Linked DNA regions of Homo sapiens: regions 1 and 2 are each linked to region 3. Evidence: read pairs that join two places in POLR2A ChIA-PET (ENCODE). Cell type or tissue: Panc1. All regions are shown on one strand. Region 1 overlaps COCH (cochlin). Region 2 overlaps STRN3 (striatin 3). Region 3 overlaps AP4S1 (adaptor related protein complex 4 subunit sigma 1).

The links. Peaks named below come from ENCODE experiments on the same cell type or tissue, not always from the same donor. Only the 100,000 strongest peaks of a DNase experiment are listed, where the experiment ranks them.
Region 1: POLR2A ChIA-PET joins it to region 3 with 7 read pairs; 7 of 35 experiments call an interaction of 5 or more read pairs at or near these places.
Region 2: POLR2A ChIA-PET joins it to region 3 with 9 read pairs; 9 of 35 experiments call an interaction of 5 or more read pairs at or near these places.

Annotation. Positions count from the first base shown.
Region 1 is chr14:30,879,453-30,883,452 of GRCh38, reverse strand. COCH (cochlin) reads right to left here. Exons shown (of 12, transcript NM_004086.3): 6 at 3,968-4,000; 7 at 2,957-3,001; 8 at 2,719-2,866. All of the region lies in intron 4 of COCH-AS1 (COCH antisense RNA 1), which reads left to right. Among named protein-coding and RNA genes, the nearest start is that of COCH, 6.9 kb to the right of the region's middle. In Panc1, no CTCF peak of the experiment used is centred here; no DNase peak of the experiment used is centred here.
Region 2 is chr14:30,961,344-30,965,343 of GRCh38, reverse strand. The region is part of intron 1 of STRN3 (striatin 3); the gene reads left to right. It also overlaps the pseudogene HIGD1AP17. Among named protein-coding and RNA genes, the nearest start is that of MIR624, 51 kb to the left of the region's middle. In Panc1, no CTCF peak of the experiment used is centred here; no DNase peak of the experiment used is centred here.
Region 3 is chr14:31,032,545-31,036,544 of GRCh38, reverse strand. All of the region lies in intron 1 of AP4S1 (adaptor related protein complex 4 subunit sigma 1), which reads right to left. Among named protein-coding and RNA genes, the nearest start is that of STRN3, 8.2 kb to the right of the region's middle. In Panc1, no CTCF peak of the experiment used is centred here; a DNase peak (open chromatin) is centred at 2,484.

The sequences.
Region 1 (4,000 bases), 150 kb after region 3:
TTGACTTACATACATATAAACTTGACATGGTTTACCTATTCTAATGGTCTTTCTAAAACAGAAAAACTACAAAACTTTGTATGAGTCTACAAGGTAATGAAGAATTCATCTTCAAAAAGAATTGGGTCAAAGTAGTCAGAAAAAAGTACAAGACAAAAAGTACTGCAGGGGAATTTGCCTCATGGGATGTTAAAATGTGCAATAAAACTGTGATAATCAAAGCAGCGTAGAAAAAAATATGTAAGGATTAGCATATGAATCAAAGAAATAGACTTGCTCAAACTCAGGTATAAATGTGATACCATAAGTCAATGAAACAAGGAACACATTTTTTTTAAGGGTGAGAGACAAATGGTTAAATTATGTTAAAACAGTTAAATTTTCTTCTCATGCCAAAAAAATTCTATCTAATCTAAGAGCAGAGCCACTTGTAAAAAATAACAGAAATGAAATGGAAATTAATATTTGTAATAGCACTGTTTATACAACCTTACACACTGCTGATAGTAGTTTAAACTACTTCACCTTTCTAGGAAGCAATTTCGCTATTTATTTGTTTTTTTAGAGATGGGGTCTTTCTCTGTTGTCCAGGCTGGAGTAGAGTGGTGCCATCATAGCTCACTGCAGCTTTGAACTCCTGGGCTTGAGAGATCCTCACACCTCAGCCTCCTGAGCAGCTGGCACTACAGGCATGAGCCACTGTGCATGGCTCAATTTCACTATTTATATCAGAGGCTTTAAGTCAGAACCTCACTTTTAGAAATCTAACCTGATGAAATAATCAGAGATGGGCACAAAGATGATATAAGGATGTTCATCACAGTGTAGTGTGTAATGTAGTGAAGAAATAATAAGAATGACTAATCATGCAGCGGAATATTATGAAATATTTTTGATGAATATTTGTGATATGAGAAAATGCTAAAAATACTAAAGGATGAAAAAAACAGGATGCAGGGCATTTTTAATAGTCTGAGTTTTTAAAAAATAATACAGTCAAATATTTCCTTAAAATACTGAAGGGGCCAGGCGTGGTAGCTCACACCTGTAATCCTAGCACTTTGGGAGTCCGAGGCAGGTGGATCACCTGAGGTCAGGAGCTCGAGACCAGGCTGGCCAACATGGTGAAACCTTGTCTCTACTAAAAATACAAAAATTAGCCAGGCGTAGTAGTGCACACCTGTGATCCCAGCTACTCAGGAGGCTGAGGCAGGAGAATCACTTAAATCCAGGAGGCAGAGGTTGTAGTGAACAAAGATCGTGCCATTGCATTCCAGCCTCGGTGACAGAGCAAAACTCCGTCTCAAAAAAAAAAAAAAAAAAAAAAAAAAACCATTTTATAGTGATTATCTCTAGGGCATATGATTTAGAGCATTTCTTTTTTTGTGCTCTATGTATTTTCAAGCTTTCTATAATGAGCATATTCTATTTCTAAAAGCAATTAATAAATAAATATTTATTTATTTATTTATTTTTATTTTTATTTTTTGAAACAGAGTCTTGCTCTGTTGCCCAGGCTGGAGTGCAGTGGCACGATCTTGGCTCACTGCAAGCTCCACCTCCTGGGTTCACGCCATTCTCCTGCCTCAGCCTCCCGAGTAGCTGGGACTACAGGCGCCTGCCACCACGCCCGGCTAATTTTTTTTTTTTGTATTTTTAGTAGAGACGGGGTTTCCCCGTGTTAGCCAGGATGGTCTCAATCTCCTGACCCCGTGATCCATCCGCCTCGGCCTCCCAAAGTGCTGGGATTACAGGCGTGAGCCACCGCACCTGGCCAGCAATTAATAAATATTTTTAAATGAATAAAATAGAAAGGTCGTGCTTCAGATCACCAACCAAGAGAATATGGAAAGAGCTAAAAAGAATAACAGAATAGGGAGGTGGAATAGACATATCACTGCTTCTTCCTTCAGAAGAGAGAAATTAGGAATTGAGCAGAGTAGATAAGCAGAGGTGACTTGTGTAAGCAACAGGACTCTCCAGTCTACCTTCTGGTTCTTATATAGATAGCACACAGTTTTCTAAATTCTTTTATTCCAAAAAGGAGGCACTCAGATCTACTCAGTCTGCCCAGGCAGTCTTAGATCCTGAACTTACAGTTTGGGAACCCAGTGTGTCCATAACTCAAATGTTTATACTGAACTGACATGTACCCACTAAAAGAACTGATCATTTGTCATCATTCAAGACTCATTCAAATCTCCTCTCATTTGATTTTTTTCTTTTTTTTTTTTTTTTTTGAGACATAGTCTCACTGTTGCCCAGGCTGGAGTGCAGTGGTGCAATCTCGGCTCATTGTAACCTCTGCCTCCCGAGTCCAAGTGATTCTCCTGCCTCAGCCTCCCAAGTAGCTAGGATTACAGGTGCATGCCACCACATCTGGCTAATTTTTGTATTTTTAGTAGAGACGGTGTTTCACATGTTGGCCAGACTGGTTTTGAACTCCTGACCTCAGGTGATCCACACACCCACTTGGCCTCCAAAGTGCTGGAATTACAGGCGTGAGCCACTGCACCCGGCCTCATTTGATTTTGAATGTATCCAACACAAAGAAATGATCAATGTTTGAGGTGATGGATATGCTAATTACTCTGATTTGACCACTATACATTGTATGTATGAAAACATCACTATGTACCCCATAAGTATATATAATTATTATGTGTCAATTACAAAATAATTTTTTTTTTAAATCTCCCATTTTAACAAGGTTGGTACCTGGCTTGAACAAGGCCCACATGTGGTCCTTCTGTTCCAATTCCCAACATTAGAGCCACTTTTCCAACAAAATTCTTCTGTAAATTAAATCGGCGCTGCCCAATATTAAAGCTTCCATCAATCAGAAATGCAATGTCTGCTTTACAATCTGCGAACAACCAAACCAGTCCCCTCATTAGCAGTCTCAAGAGGAGGGAGGGAAAATGCTACCTTCCCAAATGGAGATCTTGATTCTTACCTTTATTGCCAGTTTTCTTCTCGGGTGTTTTCTTTAGTCGTTTACCTGAAATAAAAGATGCACTTGGCATTAACAAAAGGAAGACAGTTACATAGCAAGAAACCCACATGGGGAGAAGCTCATAACAACAGAGTGCCATTCTTGAAAGGACTTTTTTAAAAAAATTAATTTCCTCAGGATTTTCTGGACTAGGGAAAGCAATGACCCAACAAATAAACAAATCAGTATGTAGGCCTACATATTTGATATGCCCTAATCCAGGACTTTAATACCCCAAACCCACAGGTGAGGCAGGAACTCAACATTAAATCCTAATGTTCTTAATATCTTTGACTTTAAAACTGCCATCGTCATACAAAAGGGGATCCCTGGCTATTTCTTACAATAGACACACATTCCTTTTAGTCACATGACAGTGCAGTAATTAAAGGAATTTAATGAAGCAAATGGAACTAGAAGTTCATGGTACTTTGACCAGTTCTTAGGCGTGGTTTATCAAATCTGGGAGAAAATAGGACTTTTAGAGAATTATTAGGCTGGGTGCAGTGGCTCATGCCTGTAATCCCTGAACTTTGGGAGGCTGAAGTGGGAGGACTGCCTGAGGTCAGGAGTTCAAAACCAGCCTGGGCATCATAGCTAGACCTGTCTAAAAAAATAAAAATAAAAAAAATTAAAAATCAAAAAAATTGGCTGGGTGTGGTGGCATGTGCCTGTAGTACCACCTACTCAGGAGGCCAAGGTGAGAAGATTGCTTGAGCCTAGGAGGTTAAGGCTGCAGTGAGCTATGATTGCACCACTGTACTCCAGCCTGAGCAACAGAGTGAGACCCTGTCTTTAAAATATACACATAATGAATGTTTCCATATGTAATATACCAGTAAACTTAAGGTATTTGCTTTGTTTCTCTTTAATATCAAATTTCTTTAAGAAAAGCTTCTACCAACAACACGTTTATTCATAACTTCCAAATGCTGTGCCGGGCAACTAGGAGATAGGTTTCATAGTTCATACCTGTTGGTGGATGTGCTGTGGACACTGCTTGTC
Region 2 (4,000 bases), 71 kb after region 3:
TAGGACTCCTATATAACATCCAAAGCATGTGGGATTCTGCAGCAAACTGGGAGTACTTCTGGATTGGCCTGCTGTCTTCTTTAGAACTAATTTCATTATAACAGTTTAAGAAGGTGGATATTTTTACATAGTCAATTGTATTAGGTGACATATTTCTTTTCTGTTAATGTGACTCCTCTGAATGACCTAGTTCACTAGTGAACTAGTGACTAGTAATTTGGTCACCAAGCAAATCAAGCCTGCAAGAAAGGAAGTCAATACTCAAAATAGTGTGTTATCGTCTGAATTCCATCAAATAACATGTTTTCTGTGTGAACACTTAACCTCAATAATGACATGTCTAACTAGAGCAAGCTCCTGCAACAAGACAAAGACCAAGACAGCACCAAGACCAAGACTCTCTTTTTTTTTCTTTTTTTTTTTGAGAAGGGGCCTTGCCCTGTTGTGCACTGGCTGGAGTGCAGTGGTGCTATCTCGGCTCACTGCAACCTTCACCTCCGAGTTCAAGTGATTCTCCTGCCTCAGTCTCTGGAGTACTTGGGATTACAGGTGCGCGCCACCACAGCTGGCTAATTTTTGTATTTTTAGTAGAGATGGGGTTTCACCCTATTAGCCAAGCTGATCTCAAACTGCTGACCTCAGGTGATCCGCCCACCTCAGCCTCCCAAAGTGCTGGGATTACAGGTGTGAGCCACTGTGCCAAGCCTGCATCTCTTCTTCTAAGGCTTAGGTTTTGCCCATAATTCTCAGTGCATGGAATAGTTGACATCAACAGTCATTGTTCCCATCACAAAGCCTTGGGCTGCCACATGCATGTGGATCAGGTGAAGGGACATTTTAATATTTCTCCTGTTCTTCAATTTGTATATCCACTGCAACAATTGCTGCAAAACCTGCTATTCCAATGGGGGACAAATGGTGCCTCTTTAGCTTTTTGGATATGTTTGGATCCCTGATCATCATATGAAGAAAGAGAAACATCTGTGTTGGTTGGTATGGAAATTGCTAGAAGAATCTCTCAAGAGCAACAAAACCCTCATGATCCAACTGGCTTCAAATCCCAGCTCCCATGCCCTATCTTCTCTTGTGTGTAGTTTTTTGTTTTTTGTTTTTCTTTTTTAGACGGAGACTCACTCTATTGCCAGCTTACTGCAACCTCCACCTCCCAGGTTCAAGTGATTCTCATGCTTCACCCTCTCGTATAGCTGAGACTACAGATGCGCACCACCACACCTGCCTAATTTTTGTATTTTTACGAGAGATGGGGTTTCGCCATGTTGGCCAGGTTGATCTCGAACTCCTGACCTCAAGTGATCCGCCTGCCTCAGCCTCTCAAAGTGTTGGCATTACAGGCATGAGCCATCGCACCTGGCTCTTTTCTTGTTTTTTAATGTAAGCATTTATATCTATAAATTCCCCCCTGCGCATTGCTTACATTGCATCCTCTAAGTTTTGGTATGTCCTGTGTTTGTTTTCATTTGTTTCTGTTACCTAATTTTTCTTCTTTGAGTGTGTTGTTTAATTTCCATAAATTTGTGAATTTCCAGTTTTCTTTTGTTATTGATTTCTAACTTGATTTTTTTGTGGTCAGAGAAGAAACTTTGATATCTGTCTTTTTAAAGTTATTAAGACTTGTCTGAGCATGGTGGCTCATGCCTGTAATCCCAGCACTTTGGGAGGCCAAGGTGGGCAGATCACTTGAGGTCAGGAGTTTGAGACCAGCCTGGCCAACATGGTGAAACCCTGTCTCTACCAAAAAATACAAAAATTAGCTGGGTTTGGTGGCGTGTGCCTGTAGTCCCAGCTACTCGGGAGGCTGAGGCAGGAGAATCACTTGAACCCAGGAGCTGGAGGTTGCAGTGAGTCGAGACTGCACCACTGCACTCCAGCCTGGGTGATAGAATGAGACCCTGTTTCAAAAAAATTAAAAAGTTATTTAGACTTAACTTGTGACTCAATTTACATGGTCTGTTCTGGAGACTGTCCCATGTGCACTTAAGATGTGTATTTTTTTGTTGGGTAAAGTGTTCTGCATATGTGTGTTAGAGCTAGGTGATTTGTTGTGTTCAGATCCTCTATTTTCTTCCTTACCATTTGTCTGGTGGTTCTATCCATTATTTAGAGTGGGGTATTGAATCTCCAACTACTGTTGTCTGTTCTCCGTTCTGTTCTGTCAGTTTTGCTTCATACGTTTTGATAATCTGTTACTAGGTGTGTGTGTGTTTATAGTTGTAATATCTTCTTGTCATTATTAGCGTAGTCATGTGTCACGTAACAGCAAGAATATGTTTTGAGAAATGTATCGTTAGATGATTTCATCTTGTGAACATCACAGAGTATGCTTACACAAACTAGATAATATAGCCTGCACTTGGGCTATGTGGTATAGCCTATTCTGAGACCACAAACCTGTATAGCATGTTACTGTACTGAATACTATAGGCAGTTGTAACACAATGGTAAGTATTTGTGTATCTAAACATAGAAAAGGTATAGTAAAAAAAAAAATGGGGCCAGGTGCTGTCACTCACACCTGTAATCCTAGCACTCTGGGAGGCTGAGGAGGGAGGATTGCTTGAGGCCAGGAGTTTGAGCCCAGTCTGGGCAACATGGTGAAATCCCATCTTAAAAAAATAGAAAACTTAGCCAGTCATAGTAGTAGGTGCTTGTAGTTCCAGCTGCTCGGGAGGCTGAGAGGGGAGAATCACCTGAACCTAGGGAGGTTGAGGCTGCAGTGAACTGTGATCGTGCCACTGCACTGTGGCCTGGGTGACAGAGTGAGACCCTGTCTCAGAAAAAAGAAAGATAACAAATGGTATAACTGTGTAGGGCACTGACCATGAATGAAGCTTTTAGGATTGGAAATTGCTCTGGTTGAGTCAGTGAGTGGTGATTGAATTTGTAGGCCTGTGGCATTGTCTCTCTTGTAGATTGTATAAACACTGTATACTTAGACTTTACTAAATTTATGTGAATTTTTTTCTTCAATAATAGCTTACCATAATCATTTTACTTTATAAATTTTAATTTTTTCAGCGTTTTAACTCTTTTGTAATAACACTTAGTTTAAAACAAGCACATTGTACAGCTATATAAAAATATTTTCTTTTTATCTTTATTCTATTAGCTTTCTTCTAGTTTTTAAAATTTTGATTTATTTTTACTTTTTAAACTTTTTTTGTTAGAAATGAAGACACAAACACACATATTAACCTATGCCTACGTAAGGCCTAGGAAGGCCTAGGTTAATATCATTGTCTTCTACCTCCACATCTTATCCCACTGGAAGGTCTTCAAGGGCAGTAACACACATGGAACTGTCATCTTCCATGACAACAATATCTTCTTCTGGAATACTTCCTGAAGGACCTGCCTGAGGCACTTTTGCAGTTAACTTTTCTTTTTATAGGTAGGAATACACTCTAAAATAACGATAGAACCAGGCACGATGGTTCACACCTGTAATCTTAGCAACTCAGAAGGCTAAGGCAAGAGGACCACTTGAGGCCAGGAGTTCAAGGCCAGCCTGGGCAACAAAGCAATACCCTTCTCTACAAAAATAATTTTTAAAAAATTAGCCTGGCTGGTGGCCCGAGCCTTAAGCTGAAGCAGGAGGATCACCTGAGCCCAGGACTTAGAGGGTACAGTGATCTGTGACTGCACACTACAACCCAGTCTGGGTGTCTCAAAACAAAAATGTATAGTAAATCAACTGTAGAATAGTCATTATTGTCATTATAAGTATTGAGCACTGTACATAATTATATGTATTGTACTTCTGTATGACTGACAACACAGTAGATTTGTTTATAACCATCAGGACAAACGTGAATAATGCGTCTAATGCGTCCCACTACAATGTTACAATAGCTACGACTTCTAGACTTCTACAACTTCACTAGGCGATAGGAATTTTTCAGCTCCATTATAATCATATGGGACCCCTGTTGTATATGCAGTCTGTCATTGACTGAAATGTCATGTGGCACATGACTGTATA
Region 3 (4,000 bases):
ATAATAGCTAGGTCAGGCTAATCAAATTTAGTAACATTACTAAAATTCAGATAGCTAGACATTATGTGCCAGCTGGTGTGATGCCACAGGAAGTATGCTGTATCCCCAAATAAGCATTTTTTTGCCAAGAAAATAAAAAATAAACACTTAATAAAAAATATGGGCCAGGTACGGTGGCTCACACCTGTAATCCCAGCACTTTGGGAGGCCAAGGTGGAAAGATTGCTTGAGCCCAGGAATTTGAGGCCAGCCTGGGTGAGATCCCATCTGTATCAAAAATTTTAGATTATTAGTTTTTTCTTTTTATTTATTTTTTGGTTATCTATTGCTATTGAACAAATTATTAAATTATTATTTTTTTCTTTTTTGTTACTAATTCGTGATGCAACAATATATTAGATTATTTTTTTAAAATAAAAATAGAAAATATGGAGGAGGAAATAATATATTAAATGATAACATAATTGTAATTATCCAAATGTGGGAAATTCTCCAGGATAAATAACCTGGTCTCTGGCCAGGCACGGTGGCTCACGCCTGTAATCCCAGCACTTTGGGAGGCCAAGGCGGGCGGATCACCAGGTCAGGATATCGAGACCATCCTGGCTAACATGGTGAAACCCCGTCTCTACCAAAAATACAAAAAATTAGCCGGGCCTTGTGGCGGGCACCTGTAGTCCCAGCTACTCGGGAAGGCTGAGGCAGGAGAATGGAGTGAACCCAGGAGGCGGAAGTTGCAGTGAGTCGAGATCGCACCACTGCACTCCAGCCTGGGTGACAGATCGAGACTCTGTCTCAAAAAAAATAAAAAAATAAAAAATAAAAAAAATAACCTGGTCTCTTCAATAAATAAATGGCATGACCATGAGGGGGGTCATAGAAACGCACATCAAAAAAAAAAAAAAAGACCTAAAAACGTAACAACCAAATGAAATGTATGGATTTTGTTTGGATCCTGATTTGGAATTACCATCTTTTTTTTAAAAAATTGTTTTTTGAGATATTGGGGGAAATCAAATATGGACTGAGGATTAGATTGTATAAAGGAATTACTGGCTGGGCGTGGTTGCTTACACCTGTAATCCTAGCACTTTGGGAGGCTGAGGTGGGCAGATCACAAGGTCAGGAGATCAAGACCATCCTGGCCAATGGTGAAACCCCATCTCTACTAAAAATACAAAAATTAGCTGGGTGTGGCGGCGTGTGCTTGTAATCCCAGCTACTCGGGAGGCTGAGGCAGGAGAATTGCTTGAACCCGGGAGGCGGAGGTTGCGGTGAGAAGAGATCGCACCACTGCACTCCAGCCTGGCGATAGAGCTAGACTCCATCTCAAAAAAAAAAAAAAAAAAAAGGAATTACCATTAATTTTGTAGGTGTGATAATGGTATGGTGTTTTGCTAAAAAAAAGAAGCAAAAACTCCTAATCTGTTAAAGATACTTAGAGAACTATGTACTAATGAAATAATATAATGTCTGGTATTTACGTTAAACATTTCTTCACACAGAAAAAAAGTAGAGTAGATGAAATAAGAATGGCAAAATCTTGTAATTGGAGTTCATCAGATTTTTGTTGTTGTTTTTCCATAACTGAAGTTCTTCAAAATAAAAAGTTAAGTGGGGCTGGCCACGGTGGCTCATGCCTGTAATCCCAGCACTTTGGGAGGCCAAGGCAGGTGGATCACCTGAGGTCGGGAGTTTGAGACCAGCCTGGCCAATATGGTGGAACCCTGTCTCTACTAAAAATACAAAAAAAAAAAAATTTAGCTGGTCGTGGTGGCGGGTGCCTGTAATCCCAGCTACTTGGTAGACTGAGGTGGGAGAATAGCTTGAACCCGGGAGGCGGAGGTTGCAGTGAGCCGAGACCACACCACTGCACTCCAGGCTGGGCATGACAGAGCAAGACTCTGTCTAAAAAAAAAAAAAAAAAAAAAAAAATTAAGTACAAAACTTCTAGGCACAGGTGTAGTGGCTTACGCCTGTAATCCCAGCACTTTGGGAGGCTGAGGCAAGAGGATCCCTTGAGGCCAGGAGTTCGAGACCAGCCTGGGCAATGCAGTGAGAGTTTGTTTCCCCCCCAAAAAAAGTCTATGCACAACACTGTATAACACAATTTTAAATATCCAATTGTTACGAAACTATAAAAACTATAAAACAAAAGAAGCAAAGAGAAGTAGGAGTTATTTTAAATGCCTATAAATAATTCTTCAGTCTTTTTTTTGTTAAGATAATTGTCATGTACTTTCTACTAACAGAAAGCCAAAACTAAAGGTTACCATCATTTAAAAATATGCTGTTATAAAAAATATGTTTTTGTGACTTTTTGCCAATTTAACATATTCTCCAAAGGAACACTGTCTTTAGCATAGATTTACTGGGCCAGGTGTCCATGTTTGGTGTCATTCTTTGGAATACTCACCCTGCTGCTTCAATGACAAACCAAGCCTGTTAAATTATTACCTAGCAAACTTTTGGCAATTTACCAATTAGTCACATCTTCCAGTCATTTTGCTCTTATGTTTACAGACCTGGTTGTTCATTCTTAGCCAATGTCCAGGAGGGACTTGGCTCCAGGCAATCCTTTCTTTTTCTTTTCAATTTTGACATCTCTATGAGTTAGCTATTAAACAATATTATCACAGCCTATTTTTTTTCTTACTCATACCCAGGAGACAATTACAGAATAAACTTGGACTACAATTTTATACAGCATGCTGAGTTTCCTAAAGGTTTGGTATCTATTTTCTGTAATCTGTGAAGATCCTTTTCCTTTTCCTCACAGAATATTATCCAAAGGGTTCAAGTGCCCTGCCTGTGTTTCTACAATTTTCTTAGCCAAAGTCAATCACTATAATGAGAAGTAGATCTTATTTGGCAGGTTGAAGCATGGTGCAGGTCAGAGCTGCCTCCTTTCTGTTACACATGCATTAAACATTTTGCTCCTTTGGTTTCTGAACACATGTCAGCTCTTCTTAAAGATCTTCCTCTGGAGTCTAATACTTTGCTTGCTCTCTCTGTTTATAAATGTAAACACTGTGGCGGGCGGAGTGGCTCACGCCTGTAATCCCAGCACTTTGGGAGGCTGAGGCGGGTGGATCACAAGGTCAGGAGTTCAAGGCCAGCCTGGCCAGAATGGTAAAACCCTGTCTCTACTAAATATACAAAAATTAGCTGGGCATGGTGGCGCATGACTGTAGTCCCAACTACTCAGGAAGTTGAGGCAGGAGAATTGTTTGAACACGGGAGGCAGAGGTTGCAGTGAGCCGAGATCACGCCACTGCACTCCAGCCTGGGTGACAGAGCGAGACTCCATCTCAAAAAAAAAAATTAAACACTATGTCATTTCCCTGAGTGACTGGATCACCCCAAAACTATCTAAAAATAATTTCAAACATGTAAATGATTTGAGAACCAGAGACAGTAATAATGAACCCATTGATAGGATGACAGCAGGCAGAACTGTGCGGGGAGACTTTCTAGTTTCCAAATACACATATACACTCACTGATGTAAAGAGTGAGAACTTCTACTAAGTACTTACTGAAGTGACCAAGAGCTCTTCAGCTTTCTTTCTTCACTGTGGAGATAAGAATATTTGTTATAGCCTTTGCAGATGATGCAAAAAAGATGACTAGATTAGTGTTTGTGAATTGATTTGAACTCTTTGGTAGAAGGATGCCAGGTACCTAGTCAGCAAGATATAAAACTGTACGAGGCTGGGCGTGGTGGCTCATGCCTGTAATCCCAGCACTTTGGGAGGCCGAGGCGGGCGGATCATGAGGTCAGGAGTTCAAGACCAGCCTGGCCAACATAGTGAAATCCTGTCTCTACTAAAAATAGAAAAATTAGCCGGTCATGGTGGCACATGCCTGTAGTCCCAGCTACTTGGGAGGCTGCTTGGGAGGCTGAGGCAGGAGAATCGCTTGAACCCAGGAGGTGGAGGTTGCAGTGAGCCGAGATCGCACCACTGCACCTCAGCTTGGGCAACAACAGAGTGAGACTT